Linked DNA regions of Homo sapiens: region 2 is linked to region 1. Evidence: read pairs that join two places in POLR2A ChIA-PET (ENCODE). Cell type or tissue: B cell. All regions are shown on one strand. Each heading gives the region's core, and the rest is flanking DNA. Links, peaks and the distances in the headings are about the cores only.

Region 1 (15,608 bases), core at 3,073-11,072:
GAAGCCCCGGGCGTGTGCCACCGGAAGGCCAGGCAACATTTGCGATAGATGGGGCCTTTAAGTAATCAAGTAAGTGTAAAAATGTACTTTTTATTCCTGAAAATGTGGAGAGTCTCACTTCCCTCCCACGCTGTCTTTCACAGACTTTTGCTACATACAAAGCTTGGACATGGTGGGGAGGTGATGTGAGGGTGTGCGGAGGCCCCTCGTGGGTTACCTGGGGTCACCTTTGGAGCTTGGTCATCACCTAGTGAAAGGCTTTTGTGACAAATGAAATCTCAAAGGAGAATGAAGCTGGGTACGGGGGCAGGACAGGACTCCATACCCAGGAACAGGACTGCTGACTCTGCACTTGCCTGGTCCTGAGGGTGAATGCTGCCTTAAATTCTGCAACCCAGGAGCCCAGCTTGCCTTACCTAGTCCTGGCCCCAATCCCTCCCTCCCTTCCTCCCTCCTTCCCTTGATGAATGACTCAACAAATGAATGAATGAACAGCCAAATGGACAACCCCAGGAGTAAATGGAGCAAATGCATATTGTTGAGGACAGTGATGATCTGTTTTTCAGCTGAAGGTGTGGGGTTTTTAAGAGGTTAATGCCTGGTCTGAAGACATCAGTAGGAAGCCACTAGCCCTGGGTTAAAAGCAATGGTGAAACAGAAGTTGCTCAGCTAACCCCAAACAGGGAAGACCCCTCTTGACACCTAGAAGAGGTGCCTCAGGGCAAGTAAAGGGCCCTGACATGATCACCCAGCCAGTATATATTTGACATAAAGTAAAATGACCCCAAGAAGTTGTAAGTGCAAAAATACACAGAAGTTGAAGAGGGGAGAGACCCTCGAGGAGCGGTTTGGAAATGGTGCGAGACGTGTCGGGCACGTGGCAAAGGACAAACCGTGAGCATCCTGCGGGCCCTGGAGTTCTTCAGGGACCAGCTCCAGGCCCGGCAGCCCTGTGGTGGAGCCAGCTCGGCTCCTCTTATATTCCCTCTAACAGGCTGTGTAATTCAGTCTTGAGGAGGTAATTCCACATGACGACCTCTGGATTCCCAAGGAAGATGCAGCTACCTCAGAGAGCCTAGATGGCCAAATGGCAGCCATCAATCCCAGAATGTCTTTCATTCCCCAGGAACCTACTGAGTGCCTACTATGCACTGGGGATTCATGGTACTGTGAACGAGACAGATATGGCCCTGTCCTCATGGAGCTTCCAGTCTAGTGGAGAAGACAAGTTAACAAACCAATTGCTGAATAATTACTCATCAACACAATGGCAATGAGCTTAGATTACCAGTTCTATAAGGACCGAGCTTTGTGTCTGTTTTGTTAATTGCTATGTCACAACAGCCTGGCATAGTAAGTACTGAAAAAATATTTGTTGAATGAAGTGCTATAAAAGAAAAGCAAAAGTCAAGGGAAGGGAATAGGAGAGGACCTAAGCTAGCTGGGGGCACCAGGGTCCCCTAGAAAGAATGTGGAGGATGCTCCAGGCAGAGGGAACAGAGAGGTGGGGCAGGGGGAGCTGGGAGTGGCAGAGGACAGGAAGATGCAGCTGTGGGACAGAGGGCTCTGAGATGTGGCAGAGGTAGGCAGGGGCCAGATCACACAGAGCCATGTTCCAGGGCCCTTCTGAAGCCTGACTAAAAAATAAAATAAAATTCTAAAACAGGACAAGAGGGAGAGGCTGGGCACGGTGTGGCTCATGCCTGTAATCCCAGCACTTTGGGAGGCCGAGGCAGGCGGAACTCCTGGTCAGGAGTTCAAGACCAGCCTGGCCAACATGGTGAAACCATGTCTCTACTAAAAATACAAAAAAATGAGCCGAGTGTGGTGGCGGGCACCTGTAATCCCAGCTACTCGGGAGGCTGAGGTACGAGAATTGCCTGAACCCAAGAGACAGAGGTTGCAGTGAGCCGAGATCACGCGACTGAACTTCAGCCTGGGTGACAGAGTGAGACTCCATCTCAAAAAAAAAAAAAAAAAAAAGACAGAGGGAGAGGAGCACATGCAGTTCTTTCCCTCACTGTTCTCTGGCTTCCAACACCACTCAATAATTTAAAATCATTTGATCATATATATTCATAGAATAATGTGTGCCTTCTTTTAATTGCTTAATAGGAGGCAGTGAAGAAATCATGAGTTATTGTCCCAAATGAGGCATTTGTCAAGGAAGAATTATGAGCCAGCCTCAGTTGGTGCTCACATCCAACCCAGGAGCAGCTGAATATTTCCAGCATTAGAAGAGAGCACAACATCAAACCCAGGGCAGCCCCCTCATCCTGCTTCCCGGCAAAGCCCAGCTGCTTTCGTGCATTTATAAACTTATTCCCGGATGGAAGAGCTCTCACCCTCCCTGCCCATGAGCATGCTCTGAAAAATGAGAGATGGCTTCAGCCTGACAAAGTCGATGATAAAGAAAAGAGTTTCCCAGGGCCCCTGAGAACCACAAGCGTTTCACCAACACCTTCCCTCACCCCCTCCAGGGAGGACCGCAGCCAGCTGCCCACATTTCCCAGCTTAGAAGAGGCTCCTTAACGTCAGCGATAGCTTCAGTGTACTGGGAAACCAGTGTGGTGTCTGTGGGCTCCTCCCGGAGGAGGACCGGGAACGAGTGGGCGCCTCCTGCAGAGCACTGTCACCAGCCCAGGTCAGGGTGCAGCTGCAGTACTGACGGACCCAGGGTCATTTCAGATAACAAACTTGGAAGAGAACTTAATTTCACCTCAGCAGACTGATGGGCTAAAACTAAGAAACCCGTTTGAGCGGATGGAGGAACCCATCACATAAAGTGATTTCAGGAGGTTCCCTCCTCCCCCAGACCAACCCTGACAGCTTGCCAATTTCTGAAATTCCACAGTTAGAGAATCTTTTCTTTGATGAGAAGCTCTAGGACTCCTAACACCTAGTGGGAACTTCTTAGGAGACCAGGCTCCTCTTGTATCTAGCACTTCGCCTCATCCCCGTTAGCTCGGCACTTCCCTTGCACAGAATTCCACCAGAGCTGGTTGTACGCATCTCTTGTGAACCACCTGGGGGCAGGAACTTGGACTTTTCAAATTCAAGTCTTCTGTACTGAGCACAGGTAGGCTCCTGCAAACTAAATGGAAGTCCCCCCACTACACCTCTGCTTGCGCTGTGCTCTTCTGAAGTGGTGCCCCATCCTTCCCCCATATCATCACCCCCAATTCTATTCATCCATCATTTGGGGCAGAAGACGGAACCCTGGCCTGGAATCCAGGAGGTCTCGTGTTCCCAGGCAGCATCACCTCCCCACATTGCAGACACCTCGGGGACGGGGCTCTGCTTCACAGTCTGTGACAGGATGATCTGTGCCTACATCTGTCTTCCCTGCTAAAGAGTCGGCCCCTCGAGGGAAGGGTTGGTGTTGTATCTACTGTAGAATCCAGCCCCTCAGCATTGTGCCTCAACAGTGGCCTTAAGTCAGGTTCATCAGAGCGGAGTACAAGACATGAGTTCACATGCAAGGGACTGAATAAGGGGGAGCTCCCGGGAAAGTTGGGGAGCAGGGAGGCCCAGCTTCGTAGTTGTGCAACCTGTGCCGTGGCTCCGACCCTGCAATCAGAAGGGTCTTAGGTTAGGTTTTAGGCTCTGCTGTCACTGTTGTTTTAAAATTCTTAATCATTTTTTAACAAGGGGCCTTGCATTTTCATTCAGCACTGAGTCCTGCAAATCATGTAGCCAGTCCTGAGAGCAAAGGGAGGTGGAGAGGCCCCAGCAAGGATGGAATTCAGGCCTTCATGCCAGGCTTAATTCTGATCCCATGGGGAGCTCTGGAACATAACTTTACTCCTCTGAATTTGTCCTGACTTAAGGGAGCCAGGCTGAGGGTCCCCCATGAAGAGGTAACTTCCCAGCCTCCTTCCCATCTCTGGGCATGGGAGAAGCAGCTCTTGTAGCTCAAAGGTGGCCTCGGAAAGCAAGTCGCAGGTGCAGGCAGCCATTAGAGGGAAAGCACATAGACGCTGGGGGATGAGAGGCCAGAAACCCTAAAACGGATGGTCTGGGCACAGCACCAACAGGGTCCGCTACCACCGTCAATAAAATGACTTGAGTTGAATTATCAGATGCAAACTATGAGGTCTGAGGAAGAGTGAATGACTTGCCCCGGGTGACCCCACTGAAAAGGATTTCAATAAAGCGAGTCCCTTCCAAAGAAAGAAGCTGCACCATTCCTCTCCCCCAACCAGCCAGTATTCATAAATACGCCACTGCGAACTTGCTCCATTGACTCACTGTGCTGCTTCTTCCCACATTTGGTTAACAGCATCCCAGACGGAGCAACAAATCGATTCTGAACACTCTCCTCTCCAGCAAAACGCACACTTCGTGGGGCAAATTCCCAGGCGGGCCTCCTCCTGACCACACGTCAGTGAGACCTAATAACCCTGTTCACGTTATTAGGGGTCTCACTAGTGTTAATGAGAGGCCCTTATTCTTAAACTGAACCAACTGAGATCCTGTTTCAGAAGAAAGCCTTCCCTTAAGGCAGACATAAACTTTGGGGTGCAGCTGCTGACACAAGTTGCCAGGATATCCAATTATGCTCATTTCTTCATATCTGAGAGATATCAATTGATTTAAATCCCTGATGTAAGGGATTTCAAAGCTTTCCAGAGAGATGAGGCCATGACTCCTTGCCTTGAGAAGAGATGTTTTCATGAAACGAACTAAAATAGGGGCACGTGCACCCACGTAGATCCAATTTGCTTTAGTAACTTGATACAGCTTTCCACCTGCTTTGCCCATTTTCGCCTGGTGGAGTAGAAGCTGTCAGTTTCCCTTTCGGGAAGGCCAATTTACCAAGTCATTGATATTCTCTGGTGTCTTCTTTCCCCGTCAGCCTGGCTTCTCGGATTTCATTTTCCAGCCAGTTGGTGGACTGCATTTCTAAGCTGGGAGCCCACTGGCTCGGCTGGAGATTATCCTCATCTTTATGGTTGTAACAGCTAACATTTATTGAGTACTCACCACCTGCCAGGAATTGTCTTAAGCACTTTCCATAAATCAACTTGTTTAACCTTTACAACAAATCCTATGAAGTGGGTATTACTCTACAGACAGCGGCACACAGAAGTTAAGCAACTTCCCCAAAGCCACACAGCTAGTGTGGTAGGCAGAATTCTAAGATGGTCCTGGTGATTCCTGCTCCTGGTATACATGTCCTGTACAATACCCTTTGAGTGTGGACAGGACCTGGGGATGTGAGGGGATATCACTTCACGGTTATGTTATATTACACAGCAAGGGCGAAGGGATTTGCAGATATAACTAAGATCCGTAAGTGAGTTACGTATTAATCAAAAGGAAAAATTATCCTGGATGCGGCTAACCTAACCAGGGAATAAGTAAGACAATCTCCAACTTAACAATGGGTTGGCTTTAAATCTGATTCAAAATTCTTCAAGATAACTTTATTATAAAATAAGCTTTGTGCTAGATAATGTTGCCCAACTGTAGGCTAATGTTGGTATTCTGAGCATGTTTAAGGTAGGCTGCACTAAGCTGTGATGTTTCATAGGTTAAGTGTATTAAATGCATTTTTAAAAAAAATTTTGAGATGGAGTCCCATTAACTCTTGCCCAGGCTGGAGTGCAGTGCCGCGACCTCAGCTCACTGCAACCTCCACCTCCTGGGTTCAAGCAATTCTTCTGCCTCAGCCTCCTGAGTAGCTGGGATTACAGGTGCGTGCCACCACACCCAGTTAAATTTTGTATTTTTAGTAGAGATGGGATTTCACCATGTTAGCCAAGTTGGCCTCAAACTCCTGGCCTCAAGTGATCTGCCTGCCTCGGCCTCCCAAAGTGTTGGGATTATAGGCATGAGCCACTGTGACTGGCCAAATGCATTTTTGACTTATGATATTTTCAACTTAGAATTATGAAGAAATAAGCCCATTGTAAGTCAAGGGGCATCTGTACTTTAAAGAGGGCTTAACCTTCTCTGAACTCAGAGAGACTGTCCTCTTGGCCTTGAAGAAGCAAGCCACTGTGAGTTCTATGGCTACAAGGAAACAATTTCTGCCAACAACCATGTGAGCTTCAAGGACCCTAAGCTTCACATGAGACTGTAGCCTGGTGAGATCCTAAGTAGAGGACCCAGTTAAAAGATACTCAGACTCCTGGCTCATCAAAACTGTGGGATTTAAAAAAAGTATGTTGTCGTAAACTGCTAAGTTTGTGTGATTTGTTACCCAGCAAGAGAAACAAATACAGCTAGTAAGAGGCAGGGCTGGAATACAAATGCAGGCAGCCTGATTCTAGAGCACTTGCTCTTAACCCCTGTGCAATTTGCAACTCTAGATCGTTTAGAATGAGGCATTGAGTAGACTAGCCAGAAGACTAAGCTCTTAGGAAGCTTGGGGTGCCGTTATCCTCACCCTGAGGCTCCCAGCTTGTCCATCCATCCAGCTCCCCCTTGTTTCATGTAGTACATTAGGCACAAAGCCAGCACAGAGGCAGCCAGCGTGGACCTTAGCATCCAATGAGGAAGACAGCAATAAATAAATAACCAGAAAGTCATAAAATAATTACAATAAGCAAAGGGCTCTCAAAGAGAGGCAAGGGTATTAGAGGAACATGTGACCAGCCCTAGAGACCCTAAAGGCTGAGAAGGAGTCAGCCAAGTAGAGGTGAAGCAGAAAGAACAGCAGGTGCAAAGGCCCGGTGGCAGGAAAAAGCAAGGACAGCAGAGGAACTAAACCAAGGCCTGGAGGGCTGGAAGGAATAGAGGGGCCCAAGATGAGGCTGAAGAGGGAGGGAGGGGCCAGCTCTATTGAAATGATGCTGCTCATTAGAGCCGATGCAGAGCCTCTTCTGTCAGCGGAATTCAACGCCACGTTACCCTGGACAACGGAAACACATTTCACTGAGCATCAGTGGCCCAAAGTCAAAATTTCTGCTTTCTGAGGAAGAAGCTGGAACTGCTTCCAAGCTCAACAAGTCTTGATAGGCTCATGTTGTGTCTGACAGCTTAAAATAGAAATCTTTTGCCCTTTTTCTTCTCTTGAATGTAAAAAATGGAACCTGAAGAGATGGTCTGGGCACGTGCAGTCAGCGAGCCCTGTGGGGTGAGGGGCCACCTGTCAGCATTTGTGAGGCTGGAGAGAAATCCCTTAAAAGAAACACAGGAAGAACGGGACCGTTGGGATTAAGCAGGACAACTGCAGTCTCCTGTCTCCTGACCTCGGGTTTAATGGCGAATGTCGGGGCCCTGAGATACATCACTCCGTGCATCAAATGACTTCTAAAAGCCTTGGCAGATAGAGACTTAGAGCACTGTGCCAGGCAGCGGGGAAGGGGATAAGGGCATTAGATGGCTGGGGATTACCTCCCGCTGCTATCACATGCCAGCTGTGTGACCTTAGGAAAGTGATTAACTTCTTTGGGCCTTGGCATTGTCATCTGTCAAACAGAGTGTCTGCCTTAAAGAGTTGTGATGATTGAAATAATGTGTGTAAAGCACAGAGCGAGTGTTCAAGAAATGTTAACAACAATAATTACCACCAGTCCTGCCACTGCTGCTGCTGCTAGTTATCACCACCACACCCACCACCTGCTAATTCTGTCATCCTCCACCACCACCATCATCATCATCATCATCTGACTTTATGCTGAGAAGACACTTTGAAAATAAGCCCTAATCTTCTACAATCCTGATTTGTGTTAAAGATGTATTAAATGCCCAAAAGGAGAGAATAAGAAGCCCGTCAAATACTTGGGAGTGCTCCATTCTTGTTGGCTGTGGCTGTGGCAGAGAATTCATGTCCCAAGGCTAAGGAACACTTAGTAATTCTGGCCATCTTGCTGGGGGCTCTGAACCTGCGCTTGTTGAATAACCTGTTGATTGCGGTTTGGTGCCCCAGTAGGTCTGACTCTGGGGAGAGTATGCGCTGATCTGCTGATGAGGACATTCCAGTCCATGCGGCAGCTACAGTTTGATTTAAATTAATAAATAGGCATCTCATTAAATTTTTTTAAACAGTCAACATACTCCTACCATAGGATCCAGCAATCACTCTCCTTGGTATTTACTCAGAGGAGTTGAAAACTTACATCCACACAAAAAACCTGCGCATGGATGTTTAGAGCAGCTTTATTCTTAATTGCCAAAACTTGGAAGCAACCAAGATGTCCTGCAGTAGGTGACTGGATAAACAAACTGTGTTCCATCCAGACAATGGAATATTCAGTACTAAAAAGAAACGAGCCATCAAGCCATGCAAAGACATGGAGAAAATGTAAATGCATATTACAAAGTGAAAGACGCCACTCTGAAAAGGCTACATATTGTATTCCAACTATATGACATTCTGGAAAAGACAAAACTATGGAGACAGTAAAAAGATCAGGGGTTGCCAGTGCTTGGGGGGAGGGAGGGATGGACAGGTAGACCCACAGGATTTTGGGGGCAGTGAAACTACTCTAAAATGTATAATGACACGTGGCTACATGTCCAAACCTGTAGAATATACAACACCAACAGTGAACCCTAATGTAAACTGTGAGCCTGGGTGACAAAGACATGTCAATACAGGTTCATCAGTTGTAACAAATGGACCACTTCAGTGGAGGATGCTGATGACGGGGGAGGCCGTGCATGTCTGGGGGCAGGGGTGTCTGGGAATTTTCTGTGCCTTCTGCTCGATTTTGCCATGAACCTAAAACTGCTCTAAAAAAAAAAATCAAGTCTATTAAAAAACAAATCACATGGAAAACAGGCCATTCCCTCAGGACTCTCCCAGGAAATACCACATTTACATGCACAAGTATATTTTGACCATGTTTTTTTTTTTTTTTTTTTGGGTGGGGAGGCTGCCCAAGTCAGAAATGGCAATTAAGAAAAACAAATGTACAGAACCCTCTCTCACACATGATTTCATGTGCTCTGCCCCAATCCTGTAAAGTATTATAGCTCTCCTTGTTTCTCAGGGGTTCGGTGAATGCTGCTTTTAAGGTTAACATGAATAGACAAAAGTTCTGGTCTTTTAAAAAGAAGTTGTTAATGACATAATTGTAAGAGGGAATGTTGGTCAGAATGAATTGTACAGAAGGTTTTATGAGGTTTTAAAAAAGCTTTTCTTATTAAATCACTATAAAACCTCACCAAAATAGCTCAAACTAACTTGGGAGAAGGCCAGTCATAATTAGTGGGAAACCTGAAATGCAGAATATTTCTTTAAAAATGCACTTTTAGTACTTGAGGTTCACATTGTAAAAGGAACCCACAGCTAATAAAGAGCCTGTGTCTTTCACAAACAAATAAGACTCCGTGTTTTAGGCTGGTGTCCTGAAGGAGGTTAAACAGTCCCCCTGTGTGAGTGTGGAAGAGCCACAGAACCTCACTGGGCCTCGATTTCCTCATTTGAAAAGAAACAAGCCACCAATGAAAAGGACTGGATCACCTCCAGGTACCTCCCAACACTACAAGACTCATCTTTTCTAATTATGTTCACACTATTAATTTGTTTCACAAATTCCTCCTTCATGGTGAGCTTGGAGGAAATGTTACATATTCTAAATTAGCAGGGTTCAAATTAATGAGCTTTTACTGTCTTCTGGGCAGATTTGGAAATGAAAAAGAAGACAGGGAAGAAAATGAGATTTAGTAGTGCTCACTCTGACACAAAATCACAGGTTCACATGGTCAATTTCAACTCCCAGGGCACCTGTTTTATGGAATCCTTAAGAAGACAGTTCAGAAATTTTGCTTTTTTCAGAAAAACAGCATGAGTGAGTTGCCTGTTTGTCTTAACAGTGGAAAGAAAAAGGATGGCCAGCTGGGCGTGGTGGCTCATGCCTGTAATCTCAGCACTTTGGGAGGCCAAGGCGGGCGGATCGCCTGAGGTCAGGAGTTCAAGACCAGCCTGGCCAACATGGTGAAACCCCATCTCTACTAAAAACACAAAAATGAGCCAGGCATGGTGGTGGGCACATGTAATCCCAGGTACTCAGGAGGCTGAGGCAGGAGAATCGCTTGAACCCGGGAGGCAGAGGTTGCAGTGACCTGACACCAAGCCATTGTACTCCAGCCTGGGCGACAAGAGCGAAACTCCGTCTCAGAAAAAGAAAAAGAAAAAGGATGGTCACTGGCATCTCTGAATAGCAGAGTCAGGCACTAACACAGAAGGACATAAGTTACTGGAAGTCTATTTGCTTTTCTAGAACACTGGGGCATCTCCAGTTTGGCATCTCAGGAAACAGTGATTCTAGTGGCTTTAAAAGGTTTTGCATAGCTGCTTAGTCACAAGATCAGGCCTAATAACCTCAATAGCAAAGTCTGATTCTTCACCTGGTGTTATGGAATGAGGTGGGTCCCCCAAAATTTGTATGTTGAAGCTCTATCCTCCAATGTGACTGTATTTGGAGATGAGGCCTTTGAAGAGGTAATTAGGGTTAAATGAGGTCATAAAGGCGGGACCCTAACCCAGAATGACCGTGTCCTTATAAGAAGAGAAACCAGGAGTGCACGGGCACCGTGGAAAGACCATGTGAGGACACAGCCAAAAAGGTGGCCGTCTGTGAGCCAAAAAGAGAGGCTCACCAGAAACCAACCTTACTGGCACCTGGATCTTGGGTTTCCAGCCTCCAAGACCCGAGTCAACAAATGTCTGTTGTTCAAGCCACCCAGTCCGTGGTATGTTGTTATGGCAGTCTGAGCTGACTAACACACCTGGGAAAATGTAATCCCAATACTAGCTAGAATTGAGAGCCTGCCACTGTCAGGCTCTGTGCTGACAGCTTTAAGTGCATTATACCACCTCATTCTCACAGTAGTCGTGTAAGGTATGTATGATTATTATCTTCATTTTACATGAATTCTTAACCTTTTTAACTTCTTCATTCATTTTTCCCTTCATTCATTTGATATGGCAAGCACAAATCATTCATTCATTCAACAAACATATCCCAAACACCATGCTTACAACTTTGTACAAAGCAAACCACTTTGATTCCAAGAAGTCCTATTAAGGGTACCAAATGCACTGCCCACATGGCCCGTATGCAATCCTGAGACCACACATTCAGTCTTAAGTACCCAGGGTGTCCACTCCTTCCATCCCTGTCTTCCTTGCTGTGACAATCATTTAATACCCATTGTTTCAAACCGTCTCCCTTCTTTTTCTTCTCCTGCCGATTATGCACCAACCCCTTTTCAGACCTCAAAATTGAGGTTTGCACATAATTGCTCTGACAATTCCCCTAGGATCAGAGGCCGGAATGGAGTGCATCTTAATGAGCTGCATAATTGCTCCTTGAAATGCTTTTCTTCAGCAGCCATTCTCTGAGATTCCGCTCAGCAATTCATTTTCCACATACCTTCCCTCCATCAAGGCTGCAGGCTTCACTCCCCCAGCCTGAGACACTGAGAACGAGTGCTGTGTTTCTCAGGAGCCCCCATTCATCATGGTCATTCTGTTCATTTGCCATTTTCAGAATGAAGATCAACTCAGACTACACAAGGCTTCGTGGCTAGAGAAACATCACATGACAGCAACGGGAAGCTTTCAGAGGCTGGTGTGTTTCTCATACCCCAAAACAAGTTGAAAGTGATTGAAATTAAATAACCCTTTCCTGATTTCATAATGCAACTGCAGACAGCAGAGACGGTGAGATAGAGCCCAGTATTTTACACCAAGGGCACATGAACTTTTTTTTTTTTTGAGATGGAGTCTCACTCTGTCACCCAGGCGATCTCGGCTGGGTGACAGTGGCGCGATCTCGGCTCACCGCAACCTCTGCCTCCCAGGTTCAAGCGATTCTCCTGCCTCAGCCTCCCGAGTAGCTGGGATTATAGGCATGTGCCACCATGCCTGGCTAATTTTGTATTTTTAGTAGAGACGGGGTTTCTCCATGTTGGTCAGGCTAGTCTCGAACTCCCAGCCTCAGGTGATCCACCTGCCTCGGCCTCCCAAAGTGCTGGGATTACAGGCGTGAGCCACTTCGTCCAGCCCACATGCACTTTTATCTACCACGGGTGGCCTGGACCTCGACCGTACATCAGCAATAAAACACTAATAACCAAATCAGGCACGGTACTTTACAGTTTACAAACAGCTTCCATTGTCTCACCAGCTCTTGAGGGAGGCATTATTATTCCCATTTTTAGAGGCTAAGGGCCTGACTCTGGGGAGCCTTCCTGACTTGCTCAAGAACACCCTTGCAGTGTGGTGAGGCTGGGACTTGAACTCAAGACCTCTGGCTCTCGGCACAGTCTAAAGCAGGGAACCCCTGTGGATGAAATCTGGCCACGCCCATTCATTTACATATTGTCTTGGCTGCTTTCATTCACAAGGGCAAAGCTGAGTAGTTGCAACAGAGACCTAAAATGTTTGCTGTCTGGCCCTTTACAGAAAACGTCTGCTGACCTCTGGTCTAGAGATTAATGCACCAACTTAGTTGAGCACTTTAGACTGCTTCAGCAGGGTGAGATGGCTTTGGGGGTGCTTTGGCTCTTAATGCATGGACAATCATGAACTGAACACTGGACTGGGAGTTAATTGACCCTTGGCTATTGCTCTGGCTGCTGCTGCTAATACGCAATTACACACTTTTACCATGTGCTTGGCATGGGTCTCAGCCGTTTATTGCATTATCTTCATTTAGTCTTCACAACAAACCTGTGAGGTAGGTACATTATCCTTACATTGGGAGATGAGGAAACTGAGGCACAGTGAGGTTAAGTAACTTGCCCAAAGTCACCCAGCTAGTGCCTGGCAGGGGTGTCTGCTCTGAACCGGCATGCTCTTTGCCCTCTCTAGGCTCGACGTTCAGGTTTAGCCTTACCTGACATTTATTAAGAGCTTACTTGGCTGGGGAGAGTTATTTAATACTCTGATCTTCCTTCTCTTTGCACTGTCTAAAATGGGAAGATAATATCTCCCCTGCCAACCTTGAGAGAATTGTGAGTTTCAATGAAGCTAGTCTCTATGCGGGTACTTTGAGAATACTGTAAGAATTATATAATCATTTCATGAAGGAAAATCTTGACAAATATAACACCATTAATTCCAAATATTTACTCCGTCCTTTTAAAAAAAATAAATGTACTGACTAAACAGTGGTAGTACCTCCTACCTATAGGAACCCATCCACAAAACTGTGATCTGATATAAATTTCACGTTGAATGTGTGGTTGTCAAAGAGTTCTTATGAATATGTACAAGGATTTTGGTTATCCACAAAACTGTGATCTGATATAAATTTCAGGTTGAATGTGTGGTTGTCAAAGAGTTCTTATGAATATGTACAAGGATTTTGGTTGTATCAACTCAGCCTATTCCCTGCCGGTATGTAAGCCATGATGTGCCTGTGGGGGTCACCGGGGTTGCCGGCTTATACCTAGATTTGCCAGGCATTTTCACAGTACCTCACTTGATCCTCAAAACAATTCTGAAAAAGGCAGTATCACCACAACCATCAGCATCCCATTTTCCAGACTCACCACGCTGCTGCCGGACTGCTTACCTGATGTCACAGACCTGGCCTCTCCCAGGCCTCCTTTGGACCCTGGTCTTGGGAGAGGGAAGCTTAGCTCCAACTAAAAAGGGGTGTGTGCATGTTAGTTTTCTATTGCCGCTGTAACAAATCACTACAAACAACTGCTTCCATTCTGAAGGTCACAAGTCCTAAAGTCAAGGGGTTAGCAGGCTTGCGTTCCTTCTGGAGGCTCCAAGGGAAAATCTGTTCTGTGCCTTTTCCATCTTTTACAGGTCACTTACATTCCTAGGCTTGTGGCCCCCTTCCTCACATCACTCCAAGCTCTGCTTCCATCCTCACAACATCTCTTTTCCTGGCTTTGACACTCCTGCCTCCCTTATCATCCTGATGATTATACTGGACCCATCCGGATAATCCAGGATAATCTCTCCATCTTAAAACCCTTAACTTAAACTGCCTTTGCAAAGTCCCTTTTGCCAAATAAGGTAACATATTCTTATTGCTTGGAAAAGGGGCAAGGCATTCTGCCTACCATAGCTTGGGAAGCCGTGACTGTAGGCCTTGGGTTTTGAATGGCCCTGGGCCAATGGCAAGGTCTAGGACAGCACCAGAGAAAGACAGGATGTCTGCAGCCCATCGCCTTGACTGGGTTTAACAGGCCGGGCCACACATGTTCATCTTTGAGGCTGGCTTGGCTTTTATTCTCCAAACAGATCCTTTGCCTAGGCCTTGATCAAGATGCCCCCACAAACTGGGGGCTGTGGTCTGTGAGACTCCCCAAGATCCCACTGTGTCAAGCTTGAGATCAGCAACAACGCTGCTTTTGAAAGTCTGCCAAGGCTTTGGACAATGATATTTAGCAAGTTAAATTTGAAATGAACTGATAGAGACAAGCAGGGTTTCTGAGGCTCAAGAAAGACTACACTCTGCGCTCAGTATTAGATAACAAATGGCAGCAATTTGCCATGGGTTGTTTTTGGCAAAGACTTATCTTAACAAGATACTTATCACTTCTTCCTCCCTGGTTTAGTTACACCATTAATATCCTGGGGAAGGAGACTCAATTATCAATTGCAATTGACTGTCATTCTCCTAGCTCCTGGTTTTTATTTCAAGATTATCTAGGCCTGAATCCCAATCATTTTTGTTTTGTTTTGTGTTAGTGAAAAGAAAGTCACAATGTTCTATGCTAGTCTCTGACACAACAAACAATGAACAAAACCAGCCAAGAAAATAAGCTCATTTTGCCACTTGCTCAAGAAAAATGACGCTTTACTCTGGGTAAGTAATAAAAACAAACAAACAAACAAATAAATAAATAAATAAATGGAGAATTTCCATTCCTTGCAATGCTTCTCATTAAGAGAAGGATTGGCAAATTAATTTTACTGTACTGATCTCTCAGGACCTCCATTTTGAAAACAGCGCTAAATCAGCCCATTTCTTGGTACTGTTAAAGGCATGTTGGAAGAGAAGGCTATGGATGAGCATAAGGTTTGGAGATTATCTGTGGATTTCTATTTCTCATTCAATCCCTTTCCCCCATGACCGTGAATAATTGGATGTCAGCTGCTTCTGAACTCCCCTAGTATCTGCCAGTTCCTTGAAGAAGTCACACTTCTTTTCAAACTCCAGCTCATTTATCCTGGAAAATGAAGGAAAACCTATGGAGAGCCGAGGCTGAGATTCTGAACTGAGATTAACTGTTCTATGGATGAGAGAAACTCAAATGAAGAGAGCAGAAGAAAGTTGGGGGGGCACCATTTGGGAGCCATTCTGTGTGGTGACAAAATACCTTTAGGGGACATGTCTCAAGGCAGCCTTCAAGCCTGCTAATTTCCAAATGTCTCTTTAGCATGCAATTTCCCTACAAAATTCAATGAGATCTTCAAGTGGCCCCATCAGACCTAGGATGAAGGCTCACCGGGAATGACAATTATAGAATGACAAAGCTTCCGGGCTGAGGAGTTGGCTGGGCTCACCTATTGGCTAAGGGAACCGTTTCTCCCATTCAAATTTGGTCCTTCGCAAAGATTACAAGTTCCTCCTTGTTAATGAACTTTTGAGTTGCTCTTGAAAAGTAGAAACCAGAATGTTCCATCTGCAAAAACCATGGGCTTAGCATGAGTTAATTTAATTCTTTACCCTTGGTGA
Region 2 (15,608 bases), core at 4,945-12,944, 400 kb before region 1:
GAATACTTGTACTATTTTTGCATCTTTTTGTAAGTCTGAAATTATGGCAAAAAAATAAGACAATGTACAATAAAAATAAAATGAGATCTAGTGCAGCTATCAAGGGAAAACTGGGTTCTGGGCTAAAGGTCAGGTTAGGGCCTGAAGAAGGTAATTGCTGTTTGCTTCTCCTCAGGTCACGCCCTTGACTGCTTTGAAGTTTGCAGAACTGTCTGTGAAAGCAGGCTTTCCAAAGGGGGTCATCAACATCATTCCAGGCTCAGGTAAGCCACTAAATGACCGACTGTGCTATAACTAATGAATGGTACTGGGGTAGCTGAGTGGCTCTTTTACCTCTAGAGACTTGTCCTGAATTATAACTGTATTAAAACTAAATACAATTCACCAAACAGTTAAGGATGAATATACTTACCATGTGCTAAAATCTTAAAATGGAAATACAGTGGTGGGTGAGTGGCAGTGGGGAGGGGGGTTGTACAGTCATGTAAAATTACCCTAAGATGTTCCATTTTGATTTTCAAAAACTACTCTGGAAGATAAAAATCAAGGCTTACCCATCATTATTTTGGGAGTCTGATAATTTCATAAAGGGTATTATTTCAGACTTTTATCAGTTTGTAATTAATACAGAAAATGTAAAACTAAGGTGTCAAGGAGAGCTTAGAAATCTACTTCAATGAATTTAAAGCCATCTTCACTATAAGAATTTGAGTAAGGTTTTTTTTTTTTTTTTTTTTTTTTTTTGAGACGGAGTCTCACTCTGTTGCCCCGGCTGGAGTGCAAAGGCGCGATCTTGGCCCACTGCAACCTCCGCCTCCTGGGTTCAAGTGATTCTCTCTCAGCCTCCTGAGTAGCTGGGATTACAGGCGTGTGCCACCATGCCTGGCTAATTTTTATATTTTTAGTAGTGACAGGGTTTCACCATGGTGGTCAGGCGGGTCTCGATCTCCTGACCTTGTGATCTGCTTGCCTCAGCCTCCCAAAGTGCGGGGATTACAGGCGTAAGCCACCGCGCCCGGCCTTGAGTATGTTTTAATTCCCGTTTTATTCCCTAATTCTACAGGTGGCATAGCAGGACAACGTCTGTCTGAACATCCTGACATCCGCAAACTTGGTTTCACTGGATCCACTCCTATTGGCAAACAGATCATGAAGAGGTATTGGTTTTAAAATGTTGATTCACTGCAGATCCTGTTAAACTAGGTTTCAATTTTTGTTTAAACAGGGTACTTTTTGAGTGAGAAAAACTACATCAACTTTGGAAGGGAAATCTACTTATCACTGCTGAGTATTGAAATATTTGAATACAATAAAATACTTTCCAAAGCATTAAAGCCCAGAGTCAATAAAACCAAAGCTATGTTGAAATTCTGTGCCCTACTGGTAGTTTTAACAATTCAGCACAAAAGACTTCCTGTATTAAAGCTGTGGCCCAAATTGTTCTCAGAGTATGGGTAAAAAACCAAAAAGATACATAAATGTGAAATTTATATATTTTATATGACAAACCTGGATTATTTATAAATGGAGTCCGCCAAAGCAATTTTTTTTTAAGCTGTAAGCAATCTAAATGTCCAAAATAAAGCAGTTGTTAAAATATGTCAATGTAATGGAACACTGTGCAGTCATGTTCATAGAGAATTTTAATAACATTGAAAAGTGTTGTTAAAATAATAAATGGAAATAAAAATAAAGTATAACATTGTATACACTGGATGATCTCAACTATGTTAAACAACGCAAAAGCTATGGTAGGACAGATCACAAATAGGTAGTATATCAAAATGGTAAAAACAATGGTCACTGAGGCATGGAATGGAATTTTGTGATTTTTTTCTTCTGTTTGCATTTTGGGGTAGGTATTTTCAAAATGCTTTAAATAAAAATACTTTTGTAAGAAAGGAAAAATAAGCAGCGTACTTTTAAAAATTGATATTTTTTCTCCCAATGCTTCGGTAGTCTGGTTAGAGGTTTAATTCTTTTGCCAGGCTTTTATGTAACCAAAATTTCTAAAGAATTTGAATTAACTTTTGACCACAACATTTTTGAAATTTTTTTATTATGGAAAATGTCTAATACATAGAAAGCAGAAAAGCAAAATGAATTTTATGTACTCATCACTCAGCTTCAATGGTAATCACCATTCTACCATCTGTTTTATCTATGAATAACTTTTTCCTTTTTCTTTCTTTTTTTCTTTTTTAAGAGACACGGTCTAACACTGTCACCCAGGCTGGAGTGCAGTGGTGATCACAGCTCACTGCAGCTTTGAATTCCTGGGCTCAAACGATCCTCCTGCCTCAGCCTCCCAAGTAGCTGACACTACAGTCACACACCACCATACCTACCTAATTTTCTTATTTTTTATAGAGATGAGGTCTTGCCATGTTGCTCAGGCTGGTCTCACACTTCCGGCCTTAAAGGATCCCTTCTACCTTGGTCTCCCAGACAGTTGTGAGTCACTGTGCCTGGCCTTGAATAAGTTTCTTAATATTACTGAGGCTCAATATGTTTTCCATGCCAGGTGGTAACTTATAGCTTAAAAAGTGTGTGTGTGTGTGTGTGTGTGTGTGTGTGTGTGTGTGTGTGTTTGTGTGTGTGTGTGTGTGAGAGAGAGAGAGAGAGAGATGTTAACTAAATGCTCATTTCTCATTTGTTTTCCTCTAGCTGTGCTGTTAGCAACTTGAAGAAAGTTTCCCTTGAGCTTGGTGGCAAGTCTCCACTTATAATATTTAATGACTGTGAACTTGACAAGGCTGTGCGAATGGTAAGAGAGGGTCAAATTTAAGTAAATAGGTGCCTGGGCCAGGTGAGGTGGCTCACGCCTGTAATCCTAGCACTTTGGGAGGCCAAGACGGGTGGATCACTTGAGATCAGGAGTTCAAGACGAGCCTGACCAACATGGTGAAACCCCGTCTCTAGTAAAAATGCAAAAACATTAGCCGTGCGTGGTGGTGGGCACCTGTAGTCCCAGCTACCCGGGAGGCTGAGGCAGGAGAATCTCTTGAACCCAGGAGGCGGAGGTTGCAGTGAGCTGAGATCACGCCACTGCACTCCAGCCTGGGCGACAGAGTGAGACTCCGTCTCAAAAAAAAAAAAGAAAAAAAAATAGGTGCTTGCTTCTAAAACACATTTCACCTCCTTTTTTATCAGAGATCTTAAATGAGATTTGGGTTTTGTCTAGTCATAAATTAAAACCATTGTTTTTATGCTTAGATTTGGGAATACTCAGAGCACTTAGTTTTTAAAAATAATGTCTTTATAATTCCTCTACTAAGGTGTTTTTAAAACAGGATATGAGTCATAGCAGGCATGTAAAAAAGTTCAAAAGATATTCTATTAGGGCTTCTAGCTTCTCCCTCCTTTCCCTACAACATCTCATCCCATCAACCTGAACAGTCCTACTTTTACCTGTTTTGCACATTGAGCTTCTGGTAAGCGTTTTAGACACAACAAAGGGTTTCATATTTAACAAGTAATTAGCAACATCAATTTCCTGGTTTTAACAATGTACTATGGTTTTATAAGATGTTATCATGGGGGAAGTTAGGTAAAGGGCACAAAGGAACTCTCACATTATTTTTGCAACACCTTGTGAGCCTTAAACTATTTCAAAGTATAAAGGCTTATTTTAAATAAAATGTAAAGGTTAAAAAAAATTGGCCTAGTTCTCATTCTTCACATCTGAGATATAGGCATAAAATGAGTCAATGCTCGGCAGGGGTTGTGCTAAGCTTTCTTGTAATTGTGGGGGAAACTTATGGTCTTCTCAGTTCTGTACAACTGTCCAGCCTATGCACTAAGCAGACTCTGTTCACCATTGGCCCTAAATGTAATTATAATGAACACTCACAGCCAAACTTCATCATGTAAGCATCCCAAAGAGAATGGAGTGGTCTGGGAGTGAAGAAGAACCAAGTACCCCTGCGGCCAGGGCCTTTGAATGGACCATCTGGAGGTTTCAGTGACAGACAATGGCTGGGGGTACTCAAACTGATATCAGGGGTCAGGACTCCCCTGGATGTCTGGGTTAGGAATATATAACCTTAAAGAGTCTGTTTTAACCATTTAAGAACCCCAAACCCAAGACAGTCAACATATTTTTGTAATGTTTAAAGATAAAATGTATGCACAGGAAAAGCATGGTATTTCAAAGCATTCATTATACTTTGTTTTCGAGATGGGATCTCACTATGTTGCCCAGGCAGGTCTTAAACTCCTGGGCTAAAGTGATCCTCCTGCCTTGGCCTCCTAAATGGGTGGAATAACAGGTGTGAGCCACTGCACCCAGCCACATCCATTTTATATATATATATATATATATATATATATATATATATATATATATATATATAAAATATATATATACATATATAAATATACGTATATATGTGTGTGTATATACACACACACATATATATGGATATATATAATATATACACATATATAAATATACGTATATATATAATATATATACACATATATAAATATACGTATATATATAATATATATACACATATATAAATATACGTATATATAATATATATACACATATATAAATATACGTATATATATAATATATACACATATATAAATATACGTGTATATATTATATACACATATATAAATATACGTGTATATATTATATACACATATATAAATATACGTGTATATATTATATACACATATATAAATATACGTGTATATATTATATACACATATATAAATATACGTATATATATAATATATATACACATATATAAATATACGTATATATAATATATACACATATATAAATATACGTATATATATAATATATATACACATATATAAATATACGTATATATATAATATATATACACATATATAAATATACGTATATATATAATATATATACACATATAAATATACGTATATATATAATATATATACACATATAAATATATGTATATATATAATATATATACACATATAAATATACGTATATATATGTGTGTGTGTATACACACACACACACACACACACACACATATATATATATATAGACACACTATATATAGTCCAGGGAGGTTTCCTGCAGGTGAATTAGAAACTGAATTTCTAAAAAGGGAAAATGCACAAAATTCATCAGTCTTCCAAATCCGTCATTTTTGAGTGCCTTCATTTCAAAGATTTCTCAAACTTCTTGTTGAAAAACAGGTATTTCTTTTCATGAGGGGGTTAGAGAGGCTTTCTAAATATTTATGATTTATGGCTGCACGTGGTGGCTTACGCCTATAATCTCAGCACTTTGGGAGGTCGAGGTAGAAGGATCGCTTGAGCCTTGGGGTTCATGACCAGCCTGGGCAACATGGCAAGACCCTGTCTCTACAAAAAAATAAAATTAGCCCAGGGTGGTGTTCACCTGTGGCCCCAGCTACTAGGGAGACTGAGATGGAGGATCACTTCAGCCCAGGAAGTTGAGGCTGCAGTGAGCCATGATCACGCCACTGCACTCCAGCCTGGGCGACAGAGAGAAACACTGTCTTAAATAAATAAATAAATACAAATAAAAAATTTTAAAAATTGTGATTATACAATCTAATGTAGAGATTTTTAAAAGCAAAACTTGGTATACAAGTTATTACATTTAAATGTATAGAATAATCTAGATTTTCTAGGCCAAGGCAGGAGGATTGCTTAAGCCCAGGTGTTGAGTCCAGCCTGGGCAACATAGTGAGACCCTGTCTCTACAATAAATAAAAATAGAAAAAATTAGCTGGGTAAGGTGGTGCACACCTGTAGTGCCAGCTACTTGGGAGGCTAGAGAGAGTGGGACTCTATCTCTAAAAAATAAATTTAAGAAGAGAATAATCTAGATTTTCTTTTATTTATTTATTTATTTATGAGATGGAATCTAGCTCTGTCGCCCAGGCTGGAGTGCAGTGGTGTGATCTCAGCTCACTGCAACCTCCGCCTCCTGGGTTCAATTGATTCTCCTGCCTCAGCCCCCTGAGTAGCTGGGATTACAGGCACCTGCCACCATGCCCAGCTAATTTTTGTATTTTTAGTGGAGATGGGGTTTCACTGTGTTGGCCACACTGGTCTTGAACTCCTGACCTTGTGATCTGCCCGCCTCAGCCTCCCAAAGTTCTGGGATTACAAGCGTGAGCCACCACGCCCAGCCTAGATTTTCTTTTAACACAAAATTTGTTTCTAATGGTACATCTTTATTGTTACACATACATTTTTTTAAAAAAATGCTCAGGGACCAAAAGGGGGAAAGGATAAACAAAATCTCTCAAATCATGCTAAATCAAAACAGAGTATCTCCAAGAAGCTCTCATCACTAACAAGGCCAAGAGGATTGTCTGTGACTTATCTATATTGCCTGCTGTCTTCCAAAAACAACTAACTCCCTCTGTGTACAACTTTATGAGAATCTTGACTTCTCAAATGATGTTAGCAATATTTTCTCTTCTCCCACTGAAGGGCATGGGAGCAGTATTTTTCAACAAAGGAGAGAACTGTATTGCTGCTGGGCGGTTGTTCGTGGAAGAATCCATCCACGACGAATTTGTGACAAGAGTGGTGAGGCACCTTCACATTTACTCTGAGTTGTTTAGAGATTTTGCTTTTACTTGAAAAATCCTACTTCTAGGATTGTTCATGAATTTTCAGGTGTGATAACAGTATTGTGGTTATGTTTTAAAAAAAATCAGTCCCTAGTTTTTTTATAGCTACATACTGGCATACTTACAGATTAAATTATATGATGTCTGAAATTTGCTTCAAAATAACCCCGCAGGACAGGAAATGAGTAGGGGAATAAATTGGCCAGGAGTTGGTAGTTGTTGAAGCTGGGTGATGAGTACATGGGGTTTCACTGTATTATGTGTCTACTTTCACATGTGCTTATGATTTTTTTATAGTAAAAAAGTTAGAGGTTTATATAAAAACCTGATAAAGTATATTGAAGAGCTATGATACCTTACTCTACATTTGTAATATATTAGATCCTTGACATTGTGAGAGTTACGCTCCTAGATTTTTATAAATCTCTAAATAAACTATGAGAGATACACCATGAATCCCCAATTGCGGTTGACATGATAGCATATAATTCCTTCCACTAAAATAACTAGCTAAATAAATAAACATCCCCAGGACATTGATCATGACTCCATAAATATGGGACTAAAAGTCATCTATAGGAGTGTTAAGATGAATTATGTGGCTAAAATAAACTCTAACTTATACTATGTCATTATGAAGGTAGTATTAATCAAGAATTTGCTTATATTTGCAAAACCAGCATCCAGCTATATTTTCCCCAGAGCCAATTCTCCACACCCCAACCCACCAAAAAAACCAAAGGTATTCTTTCTTCATGAGAATGAGTAACAAGGAAGTCATATAGACAGGCAGATGGAGGGCAGTCAGGTAGGCAGTGGCTGCCTCCTGAACATCACAGTGTAATTTAATTTTGTGTCTCACTGAAAGACAGTCTGCAGTGCTATATATCATGGGCTTTCACAATCAGCTAAAAGTTGTTGAAATTTCAAACACTGAGACCAGAAATGTCAAGGATTTGCTATATCAGTACATCAACAAGCATGTTTTACAAACATGCTGTTCATATTCATTCATCAGCAGCATTTCTCAAGCACCTACTTAGTACCAAACACTGCATGCTGGGAATATAAATGTGAACAAGGCAGACATGGTCCCTGGCCACTCAGAACTTCTCATCCAGTGCAGAACCCTGGGGAACGCACTAAGAGATTACGGCCAGGCCTAAATTCAAAGTCATGGACCTGCTGGGTTATAACTCCCATTCTTCTTACCAGAATTGGACTTAACATTAGAAGATGCAGAAGTAGGTTAAGATAACTGAGGAGTGGAAGAGATAATTACAAATACATGTCAGTGATGAACATCGTGCAGTAAAGATTATTTTTCGTCAGAGCATTCTAGTGGGTCATCTGGCATGGCTACACCAGGAGAATTTTACAAAGGCAGTCTGCCACATTTGAGGAGGAAAAAAAAAGATAACAATGTGACCATTTTAGAAATTCTCTTGCCATGAACAGTGTAAGTATGTGATATTAATAAACATTTCAGAACATTAGTTTGCTATTCTTAATGGATTAACATTTAGGATAATTTTCATATAGTGTATGTAGCTTATATTGTGCTAGTAGATAGTGGTTAAGGACTTGGGATTTCAAGTGGAAAAAAGTCTACAGTATTTAGTGGTTGGGTGCACTTACTTAACCCCTCTAGGCCTCAGTTTCTTCTTCTGAGAAGCTGAGGCGGGAGGATCACTTGAGCTTAGAAGTTCGAGGTTGCAGCTGGGCGCGGTGGCTCACGCCTGTAATCCCAGCACTTTGGGAGGCTGATGCGGGTGGATTGCCTGAGGTCAGGAGTTCGAGACCAACCTGACCAACATGGAGAAACCCCATCTCTACTAAAAATACAAAAATTAGCCGAGCGTGGTGGCAGACACCTGTAATCCCAGCTACTTGGGAGGCTAAGACATGAGAATAGCCGGACGCAGTGGCAGGCGCCTGTAATCCCAGCTACTCAGGAGGCTGAGACATGAGAACAGCTTGAACCCGGGAGGCAGAGGTTGCAGTGAGCCAAGATCACACCATTGTACTCCAGCCTGGGCAACAAAATAAGACTCCACCTCAAAAAAAAAAAAAAAAAAAAAGAAGTTCGAGGTTGCAGTGAGCCATGCCATGCCACTGTGATCCAGCATGGACGACAGAGTGACTAAGACCCTGTCTCCAAAAAGGAAAAAAAAAAAAAAACCAACCACCTACCTCCGGTGCTATTGTAAAGACTAAATGACAATACATCTATAAACACCTTAGTATAACACCTACCACTTGGTAGAAACTCCATTATTATTAACAGTGAATTGTGTTTTTATGGACTGGGTAACATACAGGTAGAAGAAATTAAAAAGATGAAAATTGGTGATCCACTTGACAGATCCACTGATCATGGGCCCCAAAATCATAAGGCTCATCTGGAAAAGCTGCTGCAATACTGTGAAACTGGAGTGAAAGAAGGGGCCACTTTGGTGTACGGGGGAAGACAAGTCCAAAGGCCAGGTAAGATCACCTCTGTGGGGGTTTACCGGGTGCCCGCCTTCTTCAGTTGGAATGGACAGCGACAGTTTAAGACCAGCCTGGCCAACATGGTGAAACTTCATCTCTACCAAAAATTAGCCCAGTGTGGTGGCACGCACCTGCTACTGGGGAGGCTGAGGCACAAGAATCACTTTAACCTAGGAGGCAGGTTAACGTGAGCGGAGGAGGCTGCAGTGAGCTGAGATCAAGCCACTGCACTCCAACTTGGGCAACAGACTGAGACTCTGTCTCAAACAAAACAAAACAAAATAAAACAAAGAAGGGGAGACAACTGGATAATATGTGTCTCCTGATGGAATAAAACGTGTAATACACAGTATCACCTATGAAGTGTTCCTGCCAAAAAAGCTTAAGCTGAATCTAATTATACCTTTAAGCCAAGCTTTCTATTCATAAGAACTGCAGTAGGGAGGGAGGAAGGAACAGGAAGTTATTTTTTAGTGGGTATAGAGTTTCAGTTTTATAAGCTGAAAATAGTTAATGAAAATGGATGGTGGTGAAGGTTGCATATTATGAATCTCATAACACTGAGCTGTACACTTAAAGATGGTTGTGATGGTAAATTTCAGTTATGTGTATTTTACCACAATAAAAGTCACTGGGAAAAAGAAGAAATACAAGAGATAGAGAAACAAATATCATCCAAAGGAAGCAATGATTAACCAGAAAGAAAGATAATGTATAAACAACTGACCCAGTCTCTTTAACATGACGATAGCATAAAAAATAAGGGGAAGACAAAATGGGGAAATGTTTTAGAGTAAAAGATCCTTAAGAAATCTAAACACCAAATACAATGTGTAGAAGAATTTGAATCCTAAATCAAACAAACCAACTGTGAAAAAGCTAATTTCTAGACATTAAGGAAATTAAAATATAAACTCTGAATAAAGAATACTTACTAATTTTGTTAAGCATGACACTGTATAGTGGTTATATAAGAAAATATCCTTATTTTTTACAGATGTGTACTGAAATACTGAGGTGTTAAAATTATGATATCTGGAATTTGCTTTAAAATATTTCAATGAGGAAAAGATAAATACAGCAAAATATGGATATTTATTTTACCATTCATTATACTGTTTTCTCTACCTTTACATAGGTTTGACATTTTCATAATAAAGACATTAAAAAATAAGAACCTGGGCATGCCAACACCAAATAGAGAAATGCAACTCTTCTTGGTTTTACTGGGCCAGAGGGAAAGAAAAAATTATAATGTAATTAAGTGAGAGGACTATTAATTGAAAATGACTTAACCTACAGTTGACATTTTTTCTTTGTTTTTTCCAAAAAGGCTTTTTCATGGAGCCGACCGTGTTCACAGATGTGGAAGACTACATGTACCTCGCCAAAGAGGAATCCTTTGGGCCTATTATGGTCATTTCTAAATTCCAAAATGGGTAGGTTCTTCAGACACAATGTAACTTAGGTTTTGACTAGATAAGTCATTTTTCCCCTTTGCCACTGTGCTATATACACAGCATAAGATTAATGAACATGTAATTTTCTACCATAAGAATAATTAACTTAAATAATTAGAAGTTACGCTTTTGCTAACCATCGTAGATCATAGTATATTTTTGCTTTTCAGCTTCAATTAATGGCCAACATAATGGGCTTTTAGCTGAATAAATTTTAGTTTTTCTGCACTTGACATTTGAGATGTCTGTGGAACAAAGTAAATAACTGAGAAATAACAAAACTGGTTTTCACATTTAAATTCCTAGGGTATGCATCTGTGAAATCTTATTTCCCTAGAGAAAGAGTGCTGTTATTATAGGGGATATTGCCCCCCAAAGCTTGATACTCAACTTTTCATGGAAATGTTCATAATCATCATATAATCAACTGTAAATGACATGCTGGCTTGTGATACTACATGAAACTTTGCAAAGAGTTCAGCTTATCGAAGAGGTCCAAGTGCTAACTGAGCTCATAAAACAATACTTAATAGAATGGGGTCTCATGGTATACTGCACAAAATTCTTCAGAATGGCTTTAGATTTATTTCAGCCAATGAGAACTTGAAAAAAAAATAAAGAATAGACTTTCTCGGTCTTTAATAGATATAGTATAAAAGACTTCAGGGGACTATAAGGTGTAGTGAGTAACCTTTGATATATCCATTCAAGGATGCATGCTATGCCATTTCTCATTATACATTCTCCCATGGTGGTGGTGTTAAATGTGCAGACATTAGAAGTCAGGTTTGAGGGAATCTACTGTAACATGGGTAAGTCACAGCCCCTGACCTTAAGGAGTTTATTATCTAACAGGGGAGACAGACAGAGATGACAGTTAGTCCACAGAGGGTCAGAGGCAGGATGGTGCAGTGGGTCAGAGGACCAACTCTGCCTCCTCTCCCCTCACTAACCCTCTGAGCTTGGGCCAGTTACTTAACCACTCTGCACCTCATGCCTGTAATCCCAACACTTTGCAAGGCCAAGGTCGGGGGACAGCTTGAGGCCAGGAGTTTGAGATCAGCCTGGGCAACAAAGACCCTGTCTCTACAAAAATTTTTTTTAAAAATTAGCTGGGCATGGTGGCATGTGCCTGTAGTCCCAGCTACTTCGGAGGCTAAGGTGGGAGGATCACTTGAGCCCAAGGAGATGGAGGCTGCAGTGAGCTATGATTGTGCCACTGCACTGCAGCCTAGGCGACAGAGCAATGCCTGGCCTCTAAAAAAAAAAAAAAAAAAATTTAAGCAGATGGCAGTAATGTTTTCCCGTTTCTAGCATAGACGGGAAAATTTTCAGAACATAAAATGAATCTTTTGCTTTACATTTAATGAAGTTTTATGTCTTCCTAAAAACATAGGGACATCAATAGAGCATTGCAGTGAGCAAATAATAGAGTATGGTTTGGTAACAATGTGTACCTCCTTAGGTCATTCTGAGTATTACTAAGTCAAGTATTTGCTGTTGCTGCTGCCATCAATATATGCTTGTCATTGCTGTAGACATAAACAATGTGCTATGGAGCTATGGTGATATCTTGATAGTCCTCAACGAGAAATGGCATAAAACCATCTTTCTCCCTCTAGTCCATTCTATAAATATTTGGGTCCCTACCATATGCAATGCATCAAGAAGTGTGAGAGTTTTAGCAGAGTCCAAGTTCACTCCAGGTTAGATTCCAGATTTCTTGTGCAAGTTTAAAATTTTGGATAGTCAAGATGCCTTTGAAAATTCCTTCATAAGGCACTACACTGAAACCTGTACTGTCTCAATAAATTCAGCACTCGAATTTTTCCTCCAGTTTTGGAACAGATCCTGTGTCTTTGCTGGAGCACCAGATGAAATACCTGGCTTGGCCAGGCGCAATGGCTCATGCCTGTAATCCCAGCACTTTGGAAGGCCAAGGCAGGCGGATCACTTGAGGTCAGGAGTTCAAGACCAGCCTGGCCAACATGGTGAAATACAAAATCTCTACTAAAAATACAAAAATTATCTGGGTGTGGTGGCATGTACCTGTAATCTCAGCTACTCAGGAGGCTGAGGCAGGAGAATTGCTTGAACCTGGGAGGCGAAGGTTGCAGTGAGCCGAGATCGCACCACTGCCCTCCAGCCTGGGCGACAGAGTGAGACTCCATCTCAAAAAGAAAAACAACAACAACAACCTGGCTTGTATTTGCTGGCCATGTGGTAGAAAATGTGTGCGTTTTTAAGCATTAGGATCACACTAGAAGAAGGTACATACACTATGACAGGCACATTAGAACTCGACTCAACTGAGAAAAGAGTAGGTTCATGTCTTCACCTGCTTGGATGTGTATACAAACTAAGTCAAAAGGCAGGGAAATCACGGGACCTATTTTGTTGAATAAGCACATGTAATCCCACTCACTCGCATTTGACGATGCAACACCATAGCATAAAGAGGTATATGAGACATAAAGTTATCCCTGCCCTCGGGGAACTTTTATCTTCCAATTTATGGAGGGTGAACCATTACCTACAGGAAGAGTTAAGTCAGCACTATATAGTTGGTTCTACCAAAATATTAAGTTTGGAAAAATATGTGCTACCTGATGATAGCTGGCTTTTATTGAACATTTATTGTGTTCCAGGCATGATTTGTTCATTTCATCCTCATGACAACTAGACAGGTCCTTTTATTATTATTTCCATGGTTCGCAATAATAAATGAAGGCGAGGGGAGATGGAGTCATTTACCCAAGGTCACCAGGCAGTCTGGCTGCAGAGCCCTCTCACAGAACCACCCTACTCTCCCACCTCGACAATGGCACTGGTGGGATCTGAAACGGCTTCAGGCACTGAAGGAGGCTTGAACCTTATGTGCAAAATCGGAAGAGATGGAAGGAAATAGGGAGGACACTCTGAAAATCCATCTAGAAGTGGGAGTCATGGGAGAGGGGAGGGAGTGGGAGATCATGAATGAGAACCATTGAAGAAGATTGAATATATGACTTTGGGTCAGATTTTGAAAGGTGTTGCATGATATATATGAAAAATGTAATACTAGTAATATTTTTTTGGGACTTTCTTTTGGTGTGAGCCTGATATTTTCATTTATAAAAATTTAATCAGGCTGGGCGCAGTGGCTCACACCTGTAATCCCAACACTTTGCAAGGGCAAGGTTGGGGGATAGTTTGAGGCCAGGAGTTTGAGATCAGCCTGGGCAACACAGGGAGATGCTATCTCTACAAAAAAATTTTTTTAAAAATTAGCTGAGCATGGTGGCACATGCCTGTAGTCCCCGCTACTTGGGAGGCTGAGGTGGGAGGATCACTTGAGTCCAAGGAGATGGAGGCTGCAGTGAGCTATGATTGTGCCACTGCACTGCAGCCTAGGTGACAGAGCAATGCCTGGCCTCTAAAAAACAACAACAACAAAAACATTTAAGCAGATGGCAGTAATGTTTTCCTGTTTCTAGCATAGATGGGAAAATTTTCAGAACATAAAATGAGTCTTTTGCTTTACATTTAATGAAGTTTTATGTCTTCCTAAAAACACAGGGACATCGATGGAGTGTTGCAGCGAGCAAATAGTACAGAGTATGGTTTGGCCTCAGGGGTTTTTACAAGAGACATAAACAAAGCTATGTATGTGAGTGAAAAACTGGAAGCAGGAACTGTTTTTATTAACACATACAACAAGACAGATGTGGCGGCCCCATTTGGCGGAGTTAAACAATCTGGCTTTGGAAAAGACTTAGGTATGGCTTTACTTTTCTGCTTCACCTTCCCTTTGTTGTCACATCACAGAAAAATCTGCTCTATGTTTCATGACTTGTGTGTGACTTTGAGGGGCATTTCCTACATGGCAGTTATATCTGGGTTTAGAAGGGCATTCGTTTTTTAAAATATTAAACATTTCTATTGAATATACCATACATACAGAAAAGTACACACATTGTGTGGAAAGATATTTCTTTTCAAAAAAGATTAATGTTTGAAAGGAAAAAGAAATTGCAACAATATACTTTAGCTGAAATATGTTTGGTGTTTAATCTGACATTCGGCATGAACTTGGGTTAGCTGTCACGAGACTAAATGGAACCAAGAGAGGCAAATGGGTGGAGAGCAATAACCAGCGAGCTCCAAGAATAAATCCTGTCCTGGAGCTTCTTGGCAGGCTTTCAGAGTCAACACTGAAAAAACCCTGCAATTGGCAGGGTTTTTGGGAGTCTGAGCAATGAGACTTAAGAGTTTGTAAAAAGCCCAAAATGTAATTCACTGTGAGCAGTGACACTAACACCTTTCAAGCAATAGCTTACTTTCAGTGCGAAACACATGCCAGGCCCCATTCTACTTAGCCTGTATAAGCAAAGGCAATTCTCACACGAGCTCAGAGGAATAGGTACTATTATTATCTTATTATACAGAAGAGGACAATGGGGCTCAGAGAGGCTGGGTGAGTTGCCTCAAGTCACAGAGCCAGGCACTGGCAAGAGAGAATTCAAAGGCAGGCGGTCTGGCTGTGGAGCACATCTCTTATTCCCCTCAGTCTGGTACGTTGTTTCAAAAACTGAAATGTTTGTGATTTACTGAAATTACAGTCTGCAAATATAAGTTTAGTTCATTTGGAGTTTTTTTGTTTTGTTTTGTTTTTACATTTTCTCTTTACTAATGACTTTGGCCATGTATTTGCAGCAGTAAAAGTAGCTCTCATTTTAAATTCCATTGGGTGAAGGTAAGGGCTTCCCCCCCAACTTTTCCATGTCTTTAATCTGGTTTTCATGCCTGAATCCAAATCACTGTAGGAGACTTTCTTAGGGAATTTATTATTAGAAAGTGAGGCATCCCTGTTTCACCCATCTTTTGAGAGAGTGTATTTGACCAGCTCCAGGTCTGTTTTACTATAAAATACTACAGTTTTTCTAATAGTTTCTTCCTCCCCCAATTTTAAAACCCCTTAGCCCAGTGGTTGTCAACCTTAGCTGCACAGTGGATTCAAATCACCTGGGAGCTTCAAAAAATACAGATACTGATCTAATTG

Evidence for each region. Peaks named below come from ENCODE experiments on the same cell type or tissue, not always from the same donor. Only the 100,000 strongest peaks of a DNase experiment are listed, where the experiment ranks them.
Region 2: POLR2A ChIA-PET joins it to region 1 with 5 read pairs; 2 of 35 experiments call an interaction of 5 or more read pairs at or near these places.

Annotation. Positions count from the first base shown.
Region 1 is chr12:104,619,788-104,635,395 of GRCh38, reverse strand. All of the region lies in intron 2 of CHST11 (carbohydrate sulfotransferase 11), which reads right to left. Among named protein-coding and RNA genes, the nearest start is that of MIR3922, 36 kb to the right of the region's middle. RefSeq lists enhancers at 2,534-3,035, 10,906-11,643. In B cell, for the core only: no CTCF peak of the experiment used is centred there; a DNase peak (open chromatin) is centred at 6,995.
Region 2 is chr12:105,025,262-105,040,869 of GRCh38, reverse strand. ALDH1L2 (aldehyde dehydrogenase 1 family member L2) reads left to right here. Exons shown (of 23, transcript NM_001034173.4): 16 at 176-263; 17 at 1,064-1,157; 18 at 2,668-2,767; 19 at 6,472-6,570; 20 at 8,936-9,101; 21 at 10,441-10,546; 22 at 14,126-14,325. Among named protein-coding and RNA genes, the nearest start is that of NOPCHAP1, 47 kb to the right of the region's middle. RefSeq lists a silencer at 3,680-3,759. In B cell, for the core only: no CTCF peak of the experiment used is centred there; a DNase peak (open chromatin) is centred at 9,589; H3K27ac peaks cover 695 bases.